2 separate regions of the Homo sapiens genome follow, and region 2 is linked to region 1. The links are chromatin loops, found by intact Hi-C in ENCODE. Cell type or tissue: endothelial cell of umbilical vein. All regions are shown on one strand. Links, peaks and the distances in the headings refer to the core of each region. The heading gives the core; the rest is flanking DNA.

Evidence for each region. Peaks named below come from ENCODE experiments on the same cell type or tissue, not always from the same donor. Only the 100,000 strongest peaks of a DNase experiment are listed, where the experiment ranks them.
Region 2: a loop joins it to region 1, with 6 times the contacts of the local background. A loop is called at or near these places in 3 of 110 quality-filtered maps.

What each region holds. Positions count from the first base shown.
Region 1 is chr6:21,929,979-21,939,798 of GRCh38, reverse strand. The region is part of intron 5 of CASC15 (cancer susceptibility 15); the gene reads right to left. Among named protein-coding and RNA genes, the nearest start is that of NBAT1, 210 kb to the left of the region's middle. In endothelial cell of umbilical vein, for the core only: a CTCF peak has its summit at 4,041 (motif pointing right); a DNase peak (open chromatin) is centred at 6,278; H3K27ac peaks cover 1,701 bases.
Region 2 is chr6:22,888,258-22,898,077 of GRCh38, reverse strand. No RefSeq gene overlaps it. Among named protein-coding and RNA genes, the nearest start is that of LINC03005, 180 kb to the right of the region's middle. RefSeq lists an enhancer at 897-1,499. In endothelial cell of umbilical vein, for the core only: no CTCF peak of the experiment used is centred there; a DNase peak (open chromatin) is centred at 5,467; H3K27ac peaks cover 1,741 bases.

The sequences.
Region 1 (9,820 bases), core at 688-8,687:
AGGTGCCTGTAATCACAGCTACTCAGGAGGCTGAGGCAGGAAATTGCTACAACCTGGGAGGCGGAGGTTGCAGTGAGCCAAAATCACGCCATTGCACTGCAGACTGGGGAACAGAGCAAAAACTCCATCTCAAAAAAAAAAAGAAAAAGAGAAAGAAGTATACTCATGACCCAATGATCTATGCAAAAACACTCACAAAAGACAAAGAACAGGTGGGGGCACGGTGGCTCACGCCTGTAATCCCAGCACTTTGGTAGGCTGAGGCAGTGGATAACTTGAGTTCCAGACCAGCCTGGCCAATAAGTAAAACCTCGTCTCTAGTAAAAATACAAAAACTAGCCAGGCGTAGTGGTGGGCGCCGGTAATCCTGGCTACTTGGGAGGCTGAGGCAGGAGAATAACTTGAACCTGGAAGGTGGAGGTTGCAGTGAGCTGAGATCGCGCCATTGCACTCCAGCCTGGGCAACACAGCAAAACTCCATCCCCCCACACACAAAAAAAAGACAAGGAATGACTGAAAGTGAGCCAGTTGGAAATATGCCAAAATCATTCAGTACAGTATTCAAGTAACTGGGTTTTATGTAACTTTTTTTTTTTTTTTTTTTTTGCTTCTCTTAAAAAATTGTCTTCATGGCTGGACATGGTGGCTCACACCTATAATCCCAGCACTTTGGGAAGCCAAGGCGGGCGATCACCTGAGGTCGGGAGTTCAAGACCAGCCTGACCAACATGGAGAAACCCCATCTCTACTAAAAATACAAAATTAGCCGGGGGTGGTGGTGCATGCCTCTAATCCCAGCTACTCGGGAGGCTGAGACAGGAGAATTCCTTGAACCCAGGAGGCGGAGGTTGCAGTGAGCTGAGCTCGCACCATTGAACTCCAGCCTGGGCAACAAGAGTGAAACTCCATCTCAAAAAAAAATTTCATCATTTGTTAGACTAGAAAAAATAAGAAGTTATTATTATTACTTAATATTACAGAATGTTTTGATCTTTTTTTTTTCCACTACATCTGGGAGGGTGAGTCAGAAATTTCTCCTCTGTTTCACCAAGCACAGAATGCACCACACCACCACAAAACAGTTCTCTAAACAGTAAGTGTGAAATCACTTGGGCAACTTTTTTTTTACTTTTTCTGTTTTGAGACGGAGTCTCACTCTATCACCCAGGCTGGAGTGCAGTGGCATGATCTCAGCTCACTGCAACCTCTGCCTCCTGGGTTCAAGAGATTCTTCTGCCTCAGCCTCCAGAGTAGCTGGCACTACAGGCGTGTGCCATCACGCCCGGCTAATTTTTGTATTTTTAGTAGAGATGGGGTGTCATCATATTGGCCAGGCTGGTCTCGAACTCCTGACCTCGTGATCCGCCCGCCTCGGCCTCCCAAAGTGCTGGGATTACAGGCGTGAGCCACCGTTCCCGGCCTCACTTGGGCAACTATTAATTGACGTACCTGCATATACTTATGCCTCCAAAGCCCTCATCTTGTAAGAAATCTAATACTATTCTTTAAGTAGAAAAATGTAATATACTGATGACCTAGCTCAGGAATCCTACGGAATACAGTCTTAAGTTTCCTTGACTTTTGCCTCAGGGACTAATGAGAAGAAGGCCTCAGATTCTTTAATTGATGGCTCTGGAACTGACCAGTGATAAAGAAGATTGATCTTTCATTTGAAGGCATGCTTAGTGTTTGGGTTACAGTTATATGAAATAATTATGTAGAAGAAAACTGCACAAGCATAAGGCACTGTGCTACGCTTTGTGGGATTATAAAAGTATATGAGACCTATTCCTACCTTCAAGCAGCTTAGAGTCTTCACTATCAGACAGCACACAATATTATGTAAACCAAATACAAAGATGTCAATGAATACTTATGTTAATTAGAGCCATCCTTATTTTTCTCTAAGATCTAACACGATCACAGGGGTTCTAAGTCTGGAAACTATATTTCTCAGATTCCTTGGCCAGCAAGGTTCTAGGTTTAGGTTCTTTCAAAGGCACTTATACAAAACTGGAAGATGGCAGAATCCATTTGTCTTTGACTCTGGCAGCAATAGCAGCAGCAGATTTGTACAGAGTCTTGTAACACAAGCTCTAGGCGCTGGTCTCCTGTAGTGACTGAGTAGGCCGTGGTGGGGCGACGAAGACATACTCTGGCATTAGAAGTAATAGTTTCCTGCAGTTACTGGTCTAGGAAACACCGACACCTCCACCATTCATTTGCTGCTCTAGTCCTTTTAACAGTTACAACCTAATTCCCTGTATTGACTCCTACCCTGCTTGAAATATTAATAGATAAATAGGTTCAGTTTCTTCGAGTGACCCATGACTCAGTCAGGAAATGGCAGAATCTCTTCTTCTGGTCTCTTTTGGAAAAAGGCTAAATCCTAGTGTACAAAACATAGTCTTCTAACTCTACCACCAACTTTTTAAAGCTATTTTTTGACCATCATTATGAGCTTTCTCTCTTAATTGCCAAAAATATGGAGAATGATGATACAGGAAAATTAATGTTTTTATATCAAACATTTGACAAAGATTAATATTCTCTTGAATTAGATATGTTTATCCTTTAGAATAGTAATGACATATTAAGTAGAGGGATGCTCCTTGAGGACAATAATATAATCACTGGAGGCTTAGCCTGTTATTAATTAAGCTTATCAAAAGTATCATTATGTGTGTGCACGCAAATCTATACATACATATTGTATGCCTTCTTTTTCTTTTCTTTTTTTTTAAGACAAGGTCTCCCTCTTTCACCAAGGCTGCAATACAGTGGTGTAATCATGACCCACTGCATCTTCCCATCTTGGCCTCCAGAGTAGCTGGGACTGGGACTACAGGTGTGCACCACCACGCCAGGCTAAGTTTTGTATTTTTTTGTAGACACAGTATCTCACTATGTTGCCCAGGCTGGTCTCAAACTCCTGGACTCAAACAACCCTCCTGCTTTGGTCTCCCAAAGTGCTGGGATTACAGGCATCAGCCACCTTACCTGGCCTCATATGCCGTCTTAATTTTTTGTCTCCTTACCTAGATTCCCATCATAATTCCATATACATATAACCTAATTATATTACATGATAATTCAGACTACCTAAAGCCTCACAGGACTCATGTACAATGTAGAAGTGACTATAGTCCCCAGAATTTACATGCACGACTGCTTTAACGTGGAAAGGAACAGCGGCCACCTCCTATGTACAAAATCAATATGGATTAGGTCAGACTTCTGGTTCTGGGTGAAATGGCATAAAAACACTTCACTCATTTCTCCCACTGAACAGAAGCATACAACCTGAACAGATATAAAGCAACTACTGGAAAAAATTCTAGAAAGTGAATAGCATCAGGGAAATCATGGAAGACCACTGGAATCAAAGTTGCAATCAAACTACTAGTGGGTTTACCATTTATTTTCTCCTAGTAGCCTCAGGCCTGAACTTAATCAAGCTGGAAACCTAGAAATGAGCACTGCTGCAGTGAAGGAGAATGCTCCAGAAGCCCTCTAGTTATGGCTCATGGACAAACAAGAGGGCTCCTAACACTCATGGACGGTGTGAAATCCTTGACTTTGTTCTCTGTTGTTTCTGCTCTTTTGTGTCTGTCATTCATGAGGTTGCTTCCAGGCAATTCCAGGACAGTGAGGGCAATGACCAGTAAAGCGGTCAGCAAGAAGGAAAACTGAGGGAGGGGAACCTTTCTCTCCATTTAGTGGAGGTGTGATGAGGCCGACCTCTATTGCTTTTTTAACTCTCACCATCCTTCTCTTGCTTGGGCCCAGAGAAAGTCCCAAATAAGGAAGTTCACAGTAGCTCCTAAAAGACTGAAAGGGGGAGCCCTAAGGAGCTAAAAAGTTCCAAGGAGAATACAGAGGAGTAGTTCAGGAAAGTGACACCATAGAGTTGCTCATGAATTCCAGGGATCATCACCAACCCTTAAATGTTTGCATCAATTGTAATTAGCATACCAAAGGCTCAGAGAATGGAACTAACAGATAGACGCACTGCACAGGTCACAGACTGACCACAAGGTGGCACACTCACAGACTAGAACCGAAGAGTACTTCAAGGACTTTGAAAAGTAAACTGATACTCCCTTGAGTATCCAACCCCCTGAAGTTAGGTTGGAACTTGGAGCCTGAACCTAACCAGATCAATTGCCTGCTTAGAGAAAAAAAAAAAAAAAAATTTCCATGGGATTAAACACAACCCAGAGACTCATAACATAATCATCAAAATATCTAGGAGAGACTCCAAAATTACTCAACATACCAAGAACCATGAGAATTTCAACTCATACCAACAACCATGAAAATTTCAACTCACACAGAAAAAGATACACATATCAATGCAACATAATACAGATGCTGAAGTTATGTGAAAAAGACTTTAAGGCAGCTACTATATGATAGAGCACTTCTTTTATGTTTGAATGAGCAATCATAAACACTCTTGAAACAAATGTTAAAATAAAGTCTTAGCAATGAAATAGAAAATACAAAAAAGAAATGAATGGAAATCTTAGAACTGGAAATGAAAATCAAAATTTTAAATTCACTGGATGAACTCAAAAGCAGAGTGGAGATGACAGGGGAAAAGGTTATTGGACTTGAAGATAAATCAATAGACATTACCTACTCTGAATAACAGGAAGAAACAGGTTAAGAATTATATGAGCAGAACTTCAGAAATATATGACTGAATAACTGAAGGTCTAACATTCAGGTCCTTGAAGTCCCTAAAGGAGATGGGCAATAATGCGTGCTAGAATTATGTTTAAAGAAGTAAGAGGCCGGGTGCAGTAGCTCACACCTGCAATCCCAGCAGTCTGGGAAGCTGAGGCAGGTGAAGCACCTGAGGTCAGGAGTTCGAGACCAGTCTGGCCAATATGGTGAAACCCCATCTCTACTAAAAACACAAACATTAGCTGGGCATAGTGGCGCATGCCTGTAATCCCAGCTACTTCAGAGGCTGAGGCAGTAGAATCGCTTGAACCTGGGAGGCGGAGGTTGCAGTGAGCAGAGATCGCACCACTGCACTCCAGCCTGGGTGACAGAGCGAGACTCCATCTCAAAAAAAAAAAAAGAAAAACCCACAAAATTAGCTGGGTGTGGTGGCGCATGCCTGTAATCCCAGCTACTCGGGAGGCTGAGGCAGGAAAATTGCTTGAACCCGGGAGGCGGAGGTTGAAGTGGGTCGAGATTGCGCCACTGCACTCCAGCCTGGGTGACAGGGCAAAACTCTGTCTTAAAAAAAAAAAAAAAAAAAAAAAAGAAGTAGGAGTGGAAAATTTGCCAGGTATTGCGAAGATAAACCTACAGTTTCAAGAATCTATGCAAATCCTAAATAGCGTAAATTCAAACAAATTCATGCTAAGATAAACTGCTAAAAACTAAGGACATTCTGTTTTGGGTGATGAAAATATTCTAAAACCAGAGAATGCTGATAGTTACACAACATTGTGAATGTAATTAACACCACTGAATTACACATTGTAAAATGGTTAAAATGGTAAAATTACCACAATATTTTAAAAAACTCAAGACAGAAAATGATCTTCAAAGCAGAGTAGAATGACAGATACATTACATCAAAGTAACATTGATTAGAAAACAATGATTAGAATGATTATGGATCTTTAACATAAACTATCAAGACCAGAAGGAAGTAGCAAAAAACTTTTAAAGAACTGTCATCTTTTAAAGTAAATACTTGTCAATCTAAAATAATGAACTGTTGGCCAGGTGCGGTGGCTCACACCTGTAATCCCAGCACTCTGGGAGGCCGAAGTGGGCAGGAGATGGAGACCATCCTGGCTAACAAGGTGAAACTCCATCTCTACTAAAAATATTAAAAAATTAGCCGGGCGTGGTGGCAGGTGCCTGTAGTCCTAGCTACTCTGGAGGCTGAGGCAAGAGAATGGCCTGAACCCGGGAGACGGAGCTTGCAGTGAGCCAAGATCGCGCCACTGCACTCCAGCCTGGGAGAGAGAGCAAGATTCCGTCTCAAAATAATAATAATAATAATAATAATAATAATAAAATAAAGTAATGAACTGTCATCCTAGATTTTGTATCCAGTGAAAGCATCTATCAGGAATAATGATAAAATAAAGGCATTTGTGGATTAAGGGAAACTTTCACACTGTATAGTCAGCAAACTTGCTCTAAAAGAATTACTAAAGGAAGTTCTTCAGACAGAAGGAAAATGACAATAGAAGGAAACATGAGTAACAGGAACAAAGGAAGAGTGACAGAAATGATGAGTATCTGAATAAAATATATTACTCTTCAACTCTTTACATTGTGTTTGATAGTCAAAAGCAAAAAGTACCTAATGAGATTTTCAATGTATGCAGATGTTACACATAGACAATAAAGATGTAAAAGAGGGAGTGGAAAGGAACTTATAAGATGGTAAGTGTATTACATCCCCAAGAAAGTAATAAAATACTAACTATAAGTAGATGTTAAACAGTTAAATATGTATTTTGTAATCCATGGAGCAACCACTAAAAAAGCTATACAAAGAGATATCGTCAAAATCATAATAAATTAACAGGCCATACTAAAAATGCTCAAATATAAAAAAAAGTCAGAAGTAAAAAAAGAAAACAACAATAAAAAAGAGAAACAAGCCAGATGTGGTGGCTCACGTCTATAATCCCAATACTTTGGGAGGCCGCTTGAGCCCAGGAGCTTGAGACCAGCCAGGGCAAATAGGGAGACTCCATCTCTACAAAAGATTAAAAGTTAGCCAAGTATGGTGGTACACGCCTGTAGTTCCAGCTACTCGGGAGGTTGAGGTAGAAGGATTGCTTGAGCCCAGGAGGTCAAGGCTGCAGTAAGCCCTGATCATGCTACCGCACTGTCAGCCTGGGTGACAAGGCGACATGCTATCTCAAAAAAAAAAAAAAAAAAAAAAAGAGAAACAAACAAGAAATAATGAAATGGTAGATCTAAATCCAAATGTATCAATAATTACAATAAATGCACATGGTCTAAAACACAATTAAAAGTCAGAGATTGTCATATTGGACTAAAAACTATGACTCAATATAGTCTATTTATAAGAAATTGACTTCAAATATATTTATATAGGTAGGTTAAAAGTAAACTACAAAAAGTATAAGGCAAACAAAAATTAGAAATCTAGAAAAGCAAACGATATCAGAAAAAAGGCAAAAGACATGAACAGACATTTCACCAAAGAGGATACGCAGATGGCAAATAAGTACATGCAAAATTTTTTTTTTTTTTTTTTTTTTTTTGAGATGGAGTCAAGCACTGTTGCCCGGGCTGGAGTGCAATGGCATGATCTTGGCTCACTGCAACCTCTGCCTCCCAGGTTCAAGCAATTCTCCTGCCTCAGCCTCCCAAGTAGCTGGGATTACAGGTGCCTACCACCACGCCCAGCTAATTTTTTGTATTTTTAGTAGACACGGGGTTTCACTATGTTGGCCAGGCTGGTCTCGAACTCCTGACTTTGTGATCTGCCTGCCTCAGCCTCCCAAAGTGCTGGGATTACAGATGCGAGCCACCCGGCCAGCAAAAATGTTCAACATCATTAGCCATCAAAGAAATGCAAATTACACCACAATGAGATGTTACAACATACCTATCAGGATGGTTAACACATAAGAGTGACAAAACCTAATTCCGGTAAAAGTGCAGAAAAACTGTATTGCTTGTACACTGCTGGTGGAATATAAAATGATATAGCCACTCTGGAAAACATTTAGGAAGTTCCCTTTAAAGCTAAACATTGGGATACTACTCAGCAATAAAACTGATATACACAACAAGTTGGATCAATCACTATGGAATTATACTGAGTGAAAAAAGGCCAATCCCAACAAGTTACATGCTGTGTGACTCCATTTATATAACATTCTTGAAATGGCAAAATTACACAATTGAAGAACAGATTAGTGGTTGCTAGAGGGCAGGGACTGGAGGCAGGGGAATGACTGTGGTTATAAAAGGGCAACATGAGAAATGCCTGTGGTAATAGAATTGTGCTGTATTTTGACCTTGGTTTTAGATACACAAAACTACATGTGTGATAAAATCACATTTAAATACATACACACACACAGTGTATGTAAAACTGAGGAAATCTGAATAATATCCATGAGTTATATCAATGTTAATTTCCTGGTTGTGATATTATACTCTATTGTGTAAGATGTTACCATCAGGGGAAATTAGGTAAAAAGTTCACAGAATCTCGGCCGGCCATGATGGTTCACGCCTGTAATCCCTGCACTTTGGGAGGCCAAGGTGGGTGGGTCACCTGAGGTCAGGAGTTCAAGACCAGCCTGGCCAACATGGCGAAACTCCATCTCTACTAAAAATACAAAAAGATTAGCCAGGCATGGTGGTGGGCGCCTGTAATTCCAGCTACTCAGGAGGCTGTGGCAAGAGAATAGCTTGAACCAAGGAGGTGGAGGTTGCAGTGAGCTGAGATTCAAGCCACTGCACTCCAGCCTGGGCAACACAGCAGGACTCTGTCTCAAAATAAACAAAAAACAAAGAGATACAACATGATAATAAAATAACTGATTCACCAAGAAGATACAACAATTATATATGTATATGCACCTAACAACAGAGCTTAAAATACGTCAAATAAAACTGATTAAAAAAATTTTTTTAAGAATAGATAAATCTGACTGGGAGTGATGCTTCACATCTATACTCCCCGCACTTTGGGAGGCCAAAACAGGTGGATCACCTGAGGTCAGGAGTTTGAGACAAACCTGGCCAACATGGTGAATCCCCATCTCTACTAAAATACAAAAAAATTAGCCGAGCGTGGTGGCACGTGTCTGTAATCCCAGCTACTTGAGAGTCTGAGGCACAAGAATCACCTGAACCTGGGAGGCAGCGGTTGCAGTGAGCCGAGATCATACCACTGCACTCCAGCCAGGGTGACACAGTGAGACTCCGTCTCAAAAAAAAAAAGAAAAGAAAAGAATAGATAAATCTGCAGTTATAATTGTAGGCTTCAAGACTCTATTCTCAGTAAGAGATAGAACTAGTTGACAGAAGACCAACAAGGATAGCCAAGCACTGAATGTCATGTTAACCAATTGAATCTAGTTGAACATTCCACCCAACACCACCAGCAAAATACATATTCTTTTCCAGAGTAAATGGAACATACACCAAGAGAAATCATAGGTTGAGTCATTTGAGAAAAAAAAATAAACACCTCAACTAATTTTAAAAGATTGTGATCATACAATGCATGTTCTCAGGTTATAATTCAATTAAATTAGAAGTCAATAATAGGAAAGTCTCCAAATATTTAGAAATTGAAAATCAATAGGTAAACTTCTAAAGTAGTTTCATTTATATGTATTATATTTGAAACTGTGAAAATTATATGTAATTAAGTCCATTGTGTATTAAAAATCAGGAGAGAATTAAGTCTATGGAACTACTGAAGTCATTTGGAAATCAGAAGCTAGGCTGAGTTTGTGCCCGCTGTGGTGCTGCCAATATTGGTGTGGAGCATTAAGGAACCCTTTGAGCCATATTCTACAACTGTAATCTCATACTAAATAAATGACTATTCCTTAACTAGTTGCTTATAAGTCACTTAAAACTACAATTTTTAATAGGGTCCCTTTCCCCTGTTTTTCTGTTAATCATCTTGCAATTTGTTAATAACAATGATATGGTTTGGCTCTGTGTCCCCACCCAAATCTCATCTCAAACTGTAATCCCACCCACCCAATGTCGAGGGAGGGGCGTGGGGGGAGGTGATTGGATCACGGGGGTAGGGGGACAGTTTCCCCCACGCTGT
Region 2 (9,820 bases), core at 752-8,751, 960 kb before region 1:
TCTGGAGGCTCCAGAGGGAAATTCCTTGTCTTGACTTTCCCAGCTTCTAGGGGCTGCCCATATTCTTTGGCACCATCTTGAAAACCAGCATTGGCATCGCTCCTAACTTTTCTTCTATTGTCACATCTGCCCTTCCTCCTCTGACTCTTCTGCTTCCTTTTTAGATTTATAATACCTTTTTGATTATATTGGGCCCACCAGGGGCCCAATCCAAGCCCCCCCCCGACCAATTTTGATAATCCAGGATCACCCCCTGTCCATTTTAAGATCCATAACTTAATCACAGCATGTGATGCTTTGCCTTACATGGAAAAGCATCCCCTTTGCCATGTAAGGCAACAGAGTCACAGATTCTGGGGACTAGCACATGGACATCTTTAGGGGTCATTATCTGGCCTACCACCGACTGGCTGTATTGCAGGTGACTAAGGTCCTACAAGGTAGAAACATATGTAGAAAATTATGCTGGAATTGAAATAAAATGCTTGAGGGTAGAAATGCTTCCACTGAGGCCTGGGCAAAAAGGTTTAGAGTGTGATCAGTATGTAGTTTATATGATCTTTCTTTTGAGCAAGGATTTTAGCAAGGGAGGGAGACCTCATGTAAGTCTCCACCTCCACAGGTGATTTTCTCCTTCCTATATGGGGATCAAATGCTTGCAGGTTCATCAAAGCTCAAGCAACATCCTTTTATGCCATCTGGATGATTCAGAAATATAACTAAACTATTTATAACTCATTTTTATATTCCTTAATCCAATGAGTATTTAGATGTCATATATTAAACAATGTACATCTATCTACTGCTTGCATTTCTGTCAAAATGGGATTTTTTTCACAAATGCTTTAAATATTTTATAGCCAATTGCCATTTTCACCCTAAGTTGAAAAACTAAAAGGAAATATTAGAGATGCCAGTGCAACATAAATGAGTCATCTGAATGTAAAATCATCACAATAAGATTATGAACAAAAAATATTTTATCAATAACAATTTTGATAAATATAACATTCTAGTAACCTTTGACATATCACTTCATCCTGGAAATTTTGACCTTTGACTGTGTCTCCTTCTCACCCAAGGAAAGGGAAAGAAAGAAAGGTTTGCACATTTGCCATTGCCTATTGTGATTCAAAGGCATTTGGAACAATAGCAAGTTAAGAGAGCTGCTACTTGGTGATGGCCTGTCCTATTGACCTTGAATGATCACCGTGGGGTCTTTTTCTCGAGCTATCCTAAAGGGTAAATCAGAGTTTATCAGGCTCATTAATCCAGGCTTCCACTGGGGCCTGGGCAAAAAGGTTTAGAATGTGATCAGTATGCAGCTTTCGTGACCTTTCTTTTGAGCAAGGGAGGGAGACCTCATGTAAGTCTGCACATCCGCAGGAGGTGGCTTTCTCCTTCCTATATGGGGATGAAAAGAATGATACCGAAGTCAATTCAGCAGAGAGAGTGACAAGGTCACTGTGACTGTATTCCCATGCCAGCTGTTCTCAATACAGCCTGAGTGGGTGCACCTTTAATTTTCTGATCTTCAATCTCTTTAGTGTGGATGTATTTTTATTAATAATTATGCTGGATATCTTCATCACTTTTCCTATAAAGTAGTCTTGATACGTAGTCAAAGAGGAAGGATTGGCATTGGATGATTAGGTAATGTCTTTAATTCACCGGGGCTATCTTTATTTTCATATTTACCACTTTTATTGAGACATACGATACAAAAATGGAGTAGGGAAATCCAAGTCTTGTTTGGGTACAGTTGAGGGTCAGGTGTGTAGAACAAAACCAAGTTTTTTTTCTGCATCTTTATTTCCATCTGTCTCTGATGCTGCCATACCTCAAAAGGACAAATTCTTATTTCTGGTGAAGGAGAGTCCAAAGACGTGGAATATATTAGAAATAAAAATCCCCTGGATGAGGGGCAAATCTAAGACAAAGCCAACTGTTTTCTTTATGTACTGTAAATGCTTCATTAAAACATAAAGTAGGAGAAATCAAATGATTGTATCACATATGAAGCCTTGGAACTTCTGTGAATCTTGTCAACATTTAGCATCAGCTAGGACAAATAAAAAATGTCAAGGTTTTGTATCATTTAAATTTAGGCTTTATTCTACTAAGGAGGAATGATTTCTATGGTCAGGCTGACCTTCTGATGATTACACAGGTATCTGTAAGAGATGTATAAGCGAGTGTTGCTGAGTCTCTCCATATTATGCTCACTTTAACAAGAGTGTTTTTAAAGGAGCTCACATGATTTGGGGCAAACCAACAGGGCCTTATTGTACAGATATGAATAAGCTACAACTGCTGAATGCTATCATATTTGCTTTTTAGTTAAATATGCACACAGACACAAACACACAACCTAATTTTGGAGCATTTGGGGTAATTTCTAAATAATTATAAGATTGAGTGCTCTATTTATTATTAACGCTGAATTATATTCAATAACGGTAATAAAATTCAGAGTGCCATTCTTATTTTGTAAGAATTAACAGTCTAGAGAAGAATTTAAAAAGCTTGTACATTCTGATTTGTCTCATATGTAATAAATGTATGGAAAAAGCTGTATTGGAAAGCTGTAATGAATGAGCTACTCAGGCCTGTGCAACCTGTTTAATCCACTCTCCCATCACAGCAATAGACTCAGGTATTGGTGCATGGCCAAGGTCATTGAAAGGTAAGAGGCAGTAGTGTGTGGATGAACCAGCTATAGAGTGAAAGAGTGAGGGTGGGGCACAGAGTGGGGAAGCCCCGATTTGTTGAGTTTGCTGGTTTCCCAAGGAGAAGATATTTCCACTGGGGTGATTTCAAGCTACCAAATTGACATCACTGAAAATGAAGTTTTCTTTATGGTCCTCCAAATCTGTTGGTCAGTATCATGCCCTGAGGAATAAAATGTGCTTTTCTCTTAGGCTATTATATTAGCCTATTATTCAAAACACTTTTGACTGGGCGTGGTGGCTCAAGCCTGTAATCCTAACACTTTGGGAGGCTGAGGTGGGTGGATCACCTGAGGTCAGGAGTTCAAGAGCAGCCTGGCCAACATGGTGAAACCCCATCTCTACTAAAAATACAAAAAATTAGCCAGGCATGGTGGCAGGTGCCTGTAGTTCCAGCTACTTGGGAGGCCGAGGCAGGAGAATCGTTTGAACCCGGGAGGCAGAGGTTGCAGTGAGCCCAGATCACGCCATTGCACTCCAGCCTGGGCAACGAGAGGAAGAGTCCGTCTCAAAAAACAACAACAATAACAACAAAAAACACTTTCTGCCCATGCATAAGCTTCTAAGTGAAATATCCCTACTCACCACCCCTGAAGACATAGCTTGCACAAAATAATAAATACAAAAAATTAGGCAGAAATGGATATTGACCAACAGTAGTCAATGTACTAGCTGTAAAGAAATTATAATAAAATAAGCTAGGCCGGTACCACTCACTTTCTCCGGGATTTTAATTGAGAAGTACAGAGAAAATCAAGCCATTAGTAGTCATTGCTGAAGGTCAAAAGAGGCACAGAGAGAGAAGCTATGAAGTCGTGTAGGGGCTTTAAGGTGGAGAATATGGCAAACTAAAGCTAAAATATATAGAAACTCAGGGAAAAAAGACATTAAGATACAGAGTCTCATTTACTCTGAGAGATATGGATAAGAACTGGCTCCTAGACCTTCTTTGATTCCCATCAACACTCTTATTCCAGATTTGGATCACATATATTCTTAAGAGAAGCTCTCTTTTTATTAAGGCCACTTGAGTTAGAATCTTTTTAATTATAAAAAGACTTTGGGTAAACATTTAAGTAAACAAAAAGACTTCAAGTAAAACAAATTTGTACCAGGAATTGGGCTTAAGCTAGTGGAAATGGTGGGGTAATTGGAATTACTTAGGCCATTATAATGGCTTTGCTTCTGGAATGAAATTCTGATATTTCATGCTATATGTTGCAGCTAATAAAGTTATATTCTGTGCTTTCTGGAGAAGGGGAGCATCATGACTTTCTTCACTGTAAAAAAAAAAATGTTAGGCGGCAAGTTAATCCTCTTAAAATTACTCATCCCCTTAAATATCCTACCATCTCAAAATAAATGACATTTTAGTACCAGCCATGAGAACCATATGTTACAAGGTAATGAACTATTCCAGAAAATGAAATATATGTTTAGGACAAGAGCAAGTGAATGGTACATGGCATCAGGTACAGAAATAAAGGTTTGTGTCCCATTTTTCCCTTTTGCAAAAGTTGGTTGTTATAACAGTTCTAGTTATTTCCCACTATTGTATATCAATTGTTTAGCAATGTTTGTTTACTTTACAGATTGCAAAGAGGAGATAAATAAAAACCCAATATACTTTAATGGTACTATTTAAAATAACAGCTAGTTTTCTATGTGACAAATATTCTTCTAAGCACTTTAGATACATAGATTCACTTAATCCTCTCAAAAATCTAAAAAAGGTAGTTGAGGAACATACCCATTTTACAGACTAGGAGACCGAGGAATAAAGAAGTTAAGGTAATTTCCCTGATATTATATATTGGAGCCAACTTTCATAGCCAGACAGCCTAGCTTCAGACCAATAGTTTTTTGGGTTTTTTTTTGTTTTTTTTGTTTTTTTTGTTTTTTTTTTGAGACGGAGTCTCGGTCTGTAGCCCAGGCTGGAGTGCAGTGGCACGATCTCAGCTCACTGCAATCTCCGCCTCCCTGGTTCACGCCATTCTTCTGCCTCAGTCTCCCGAGTAGTTGGGACTACAGGCGCCCGCCACTACGCCCGGCTAATTTTTTTGTATTTTTTTTTTTAGTAGAGACGGGGTTTCACCGTGTTAGCCAGGATGGTCTTGATCTCCTGACCTCGTGATCTGCCCGCGTCAGCCTCCCAAAGTGCTGGGATTACAGGTGTGAGCCACCGCCAGACCAATAGTCTTGACCATTGCCCAGTGGATTCCAATATCATTAAATAGTCTTTGATGTGGCCTTTTGTCATTTCTTCTGGAGGCACTAGATGGAGTTGACACAAAAGCATCCTATTCTTAAGGTATCAATGTATTTACAATGCATGTGATAGATGGAATGTGTCAGATGGGGACAACTTTTGAATTGGATGAATGGGATGTAGGGAGTTTGCTTTACTAATTAGCAAGAGTTAAGCTCTATTAGATATGTTTCATACCTTGTTCACCATGGCTACGTTCCTTACCAGGAAAAACTGCTTCATAATAATTTTAGTGCACAGGTTTCCACCTCCTTAGTGATTCCCACCTAGGCCAAGAATGAGACACTGGACTCAAAGGCAGCCAATCCAAAAGCTGATGAGAAAACTGTGATATGGCCTGGCTTACAAAAGATGAGCTCAGCAAGTGAGATTCTCTTGAAAATCAGAACTAGGAAATTCTAAGAGCCTGAGTCATTTAGCAGGAGGAACCAAAGTTAAATGTTGTAGAAATCAGCCTGGAAACATGATGATGGGCTTTGCCAAAGTTATGAGGTAACAGAAACTATGAGTAAGCAGAGCCATTAGGTAGAAAAAAAAAATTAAGTACAAAGTAAGGAAACTATTTTTTTCGTTGGACATTAAAAGCAGGCCTGGGGGAATATTTGAATCACATCATACACAGCCGACTGTACAATGAAGACCCCCAAAGTATTGCTGTTGAGGTCTCTAGGAGTATTATGAGTCTAGGAAGGCCTTTCTCTTAGAGACTCTAATCGAAGGTGGCCATGTCACTAGATCCTGTTTACTTGGGGTTTTTTCCCCTTGTAAACAAAAGCTTCTTCCTAAGACATTAAAGATATGTTCAGAATTATTCAGAACCCACTTTTCTTGTCTTTTGTAGCTTCTAGTAACTATTCTTTCATAGCTCCTCCAAGGCACGGGTTAGTAACTCACCTTTGGAGTTAGTCAGTGACAACTTGGGCACCTCTTAGAATGGCACCATCACGTGACAGTCTTTAAAGAAGTATCTTTTGTTATCCAATACTTTCAACGTGTCTGGACTTCAGAAGACGAAAGTGAGTTGCATTATAATAATTAGCTGCAGGAATAGTATAGAAAGGTGTCTCTTGCAAGAACTAGAACTTAGATATGGAATCAAAAGGAGAAACAAGCTTGCAAGAATCCATGGAAAAACTAGACAAATATTTGGACTGATTTTAATCATTTCCTTCGTTCCAACTTCTCCACAATAAATTAAATAATTAAACAGAATCATTCATTTATTTATCAAAAATAAGGCAACTGAGAGCTTATTTTTGTTAACATTTTATCATGTTACATACTAAGTTCTTTTTTCACCCTGACTATTCTCTCCTTAGGAAGCTACACCTAGGCCATTCTCTCCAGATATTTGTTTTTTTTACTTCTAGCTAGTACCTATGGCTAGACAAGTAGATAGCAAGTTGTCTGTGGCGTTCCTTTGGAGTTACCTTACTAATTGTGTCTAACCATATTACCTGATTTTTTTCTTCTATTTTGAAGTTTGTGATTAACAGTGACCTAGCTTAGGAAGATGTAAGTTAGGCATAATAATAATAATATAATGTGGTTTGAAATTTGCAAAATAATTTTAAATCAAGTATTTTGTTTTCTATTGTGATAACTAATTTCTGAAATGACATGGCATTTATTACTATTTCCTTTTCGGGTGTATTGATAAGAATGGTTTCCACTGTAATTGACAGAAACCTAAACACAAAGTGGGCAAAACAATAAAGGAGCTATTGGACGACTGAAAATGATCTGGCTTTAGGCATTTCGATTGGGATGCTACATCTCTCACTCTGGAATTCTCTGGTTCCATCCTCTTCCATGTTTTGGCTTCCCATGAAGGTGACTTTTCCATTTGGCAGCAAAAGGTTGCAGCAGTCACAGGCCTCTTATCTGCTAACCTAACTATCTGCTCATCCGACCACTTGCTTGACCTGACCAAGGGGCTTTTCTTTCCCCAACTATGGCACTGAAGTCCTAGGCCTCTATCTGACCAGACCAACTTAGGTCAAGTGGGCAGTCCGGAAAGAGTTATCCAAATGCCAAGCACTGAGCAGTTTAGGCCTGGGTTAAGTGTTTGTCACTGAGCCAGTCATTGTGAATATGGAATTGGTTTGAGCTGAGTGGATGAGGCCAATTGCCCCTGGAGATGCAGCAGGGGAATGTGATCCCATCCTAATTGCATGGCTGGTACCTGCGACAGTATGCTGAGATGGCTACTTCCAAAAGATATACTATGACAGGTGAGCAGGCAACCAAAAGTGTGGACTCCTGAGAATATGATTTGGATTTCTGCTTTCTACTCTATTTATTTGACTCATAAAAGTGAGAATACTACTAATACTTTTCTCTCAAAAAGGGAATGATGAATCTCTGCCATGTAATTTGGTAAACTACTATGTTATGAGCTAAAAGGCAATTTCATTAGCTTACTATGGTTGATGTTGTGTCTATTATTAGTTAAATTATTTTTTAGAACTTAAAGATAGTCCGGGCATGGTGGCTCACGCCTGTAATCCCAGCTCTTTGGGAGGCTGAGGTGGCTGGATCACCTGAGGTCAGGAGTTCAAGACCAGCCTGACCACCATGGTGAAATCCCGTCTTTACTAAAAACAGAAAATTAGCTGGGTGGGGTGACGGGCACCTCTAATCCCAGCTACTTGGGAGGCTGAGGCAGGAGAATCGCTTGAACCCAGGAGGCGGAGGTTGCAGTGAGCTGAGACTGCAGCATTGCACTCCAGCCTGGGCGACAAGAGTGAAACTACTTCTAAAGAAAAAAAAAATACAGAAATAAGTCAGACATTTAATAAGAACTCTCGTTTCTTATAAGTAAATCAAATGCTTGTGTAGATATTCAATTTCACCAGAATTTTCCAGTGTGTTTTGTAACATGGTATAGAAATCTGAAATGGCTATTACTAAGATATAGATAATCCTGTCATCAAAATATTTGGGAAATGTTAAATTAGACAAGAGTAAATCGGTGTCCTTGCAATAAGATTCTCAGAATCTTTAACATGCCAATATTAAATGTGAATCTTTAAGAGAGAGTCATATTATTGCTGAATTTGTCATATAAATTTCATCATAAAATCATTTAGTGGGGATAAAACATTAGAAAAGTAATTCTTAACTGAAGGTAATTTTTTCTCCAGGGGGCACTTGGCAATGTCTGGATGCCTTTGTTTCTTGCCACAAATGGGTAGGTGTTATTGACCTCTAGTAGCAGGATGCTAAACATCCTACAATGCACAGGACAGGCCCTATACAACCAAGAATTACCCAGCCAAAAATATCAAGAGTACCACAGTTGAGAAAACCTGTTTGAATTAATGTGATATGAAATTAACTCTGCGAAACACCGATTTAGACAGCTGATGCCAGATTTCCTACTTCTAAAGAATAGCGTAATCATCTGCTTTTCCAATGGCTCACCATTCACTTGGCCTTTATTCAACATGAGGATAGACACCTTAGTATTTGAAGTGTACCAAAGCAAAGCAAGGCTAAATCCTAAAATATGTCCAAAATATGCCTAACAGGGTTACTATAATAAACTATGTTTATTAAAAACGATTAAAACCTTTATTATTACGCTAAAACCTTCATTCATCTACTATCGTACATTTTATATGAAATCAGTCAAATTATCCTTCTCAAATAGCAGCAACTACATACTAATACCTTACATTTTGAAAACCACTGTATCCTTTCCACACAACTTTCATACCTCCATTCTGATTCCCTATATCTTCATCACATCCTTGAGGCATAGACTGATAAGATAAAATTACATAGGTTTTGAAAGAGGAATATTTTAATGTTTAGTACAATTTGATTCTATTCTGACAATCTCATAGAATAATTCAAATAGGAAGTTTCCATTAGTCTTGTAAACGTCTGTTCAATAAAGTCAATTGCTCTGTGTGAGACTTTATATTTAATAAATATTAAAACATATTTAAGAGTAAATACTTGATTTTAAAACAAAGTTTTCTAGGATTTAATCTATTAGATTAAAATAATAAAAAATTGAGACACAAAAAGTTGACTACATTCAACTATTAAGAGGAATTTAATCAGAATTGAAACTTGCTAATAGCTGTATGTGAGTGGATATCCTTAAGATGTACTGATACCATAAGATTACAATGAGTTTGTGATTATTTGGCCATTCTCTGCCTTGCTTGTTTGGGAAATTCCAGTTTTAACATAGACATAAACCTAAAGCTTTAAAGACAGACAAGCAAACACCACCGCAAATAAACAGAACAAAACCCTGTGGCATCTCTTAGATATTGTCCTCAACCTTCCAAAGTCAAATCACACAGAGAAACTGAGGTAACAGAAACATTGTTACACATGAGGCAGCCGAAACCCAGAGGACCTGACAGACTTAACTGTCAGAGTCAGGTGTGAAACAGCTCTGCTGATTCTTAGTCACAGCTCTTTCCACAAATATATTGTTTTAATTATGAAATTCCTAGAGCACAAGACTGATCTAGCTGGAGAAATCTTAAAGGAGGCTGTTAATCTTTGCCTCCCCACATTGCAAAGTAGAAGGGTAAATACATGTCCAACGAGATCATTAATCACTCTCATTTATTTCTTTTCTTTTTCTTCTTTTTTTTTTAAATAGAATTATATGAGTAGCAGGAAGAGTAGGTCAAGTGAGGTAACAGGTCTAATTAGGAAGCAGGGTATTGGCAGGGCACATCCCAGGACTGTAGTGGAAATTCCCTAACATTGTAATTTAGTCAGGCAAAGATATCTGGCTGAAACTTATGTAATTTGCGGTATCCAGCTTTTGTTTGCTAACCTGAAAGGACAA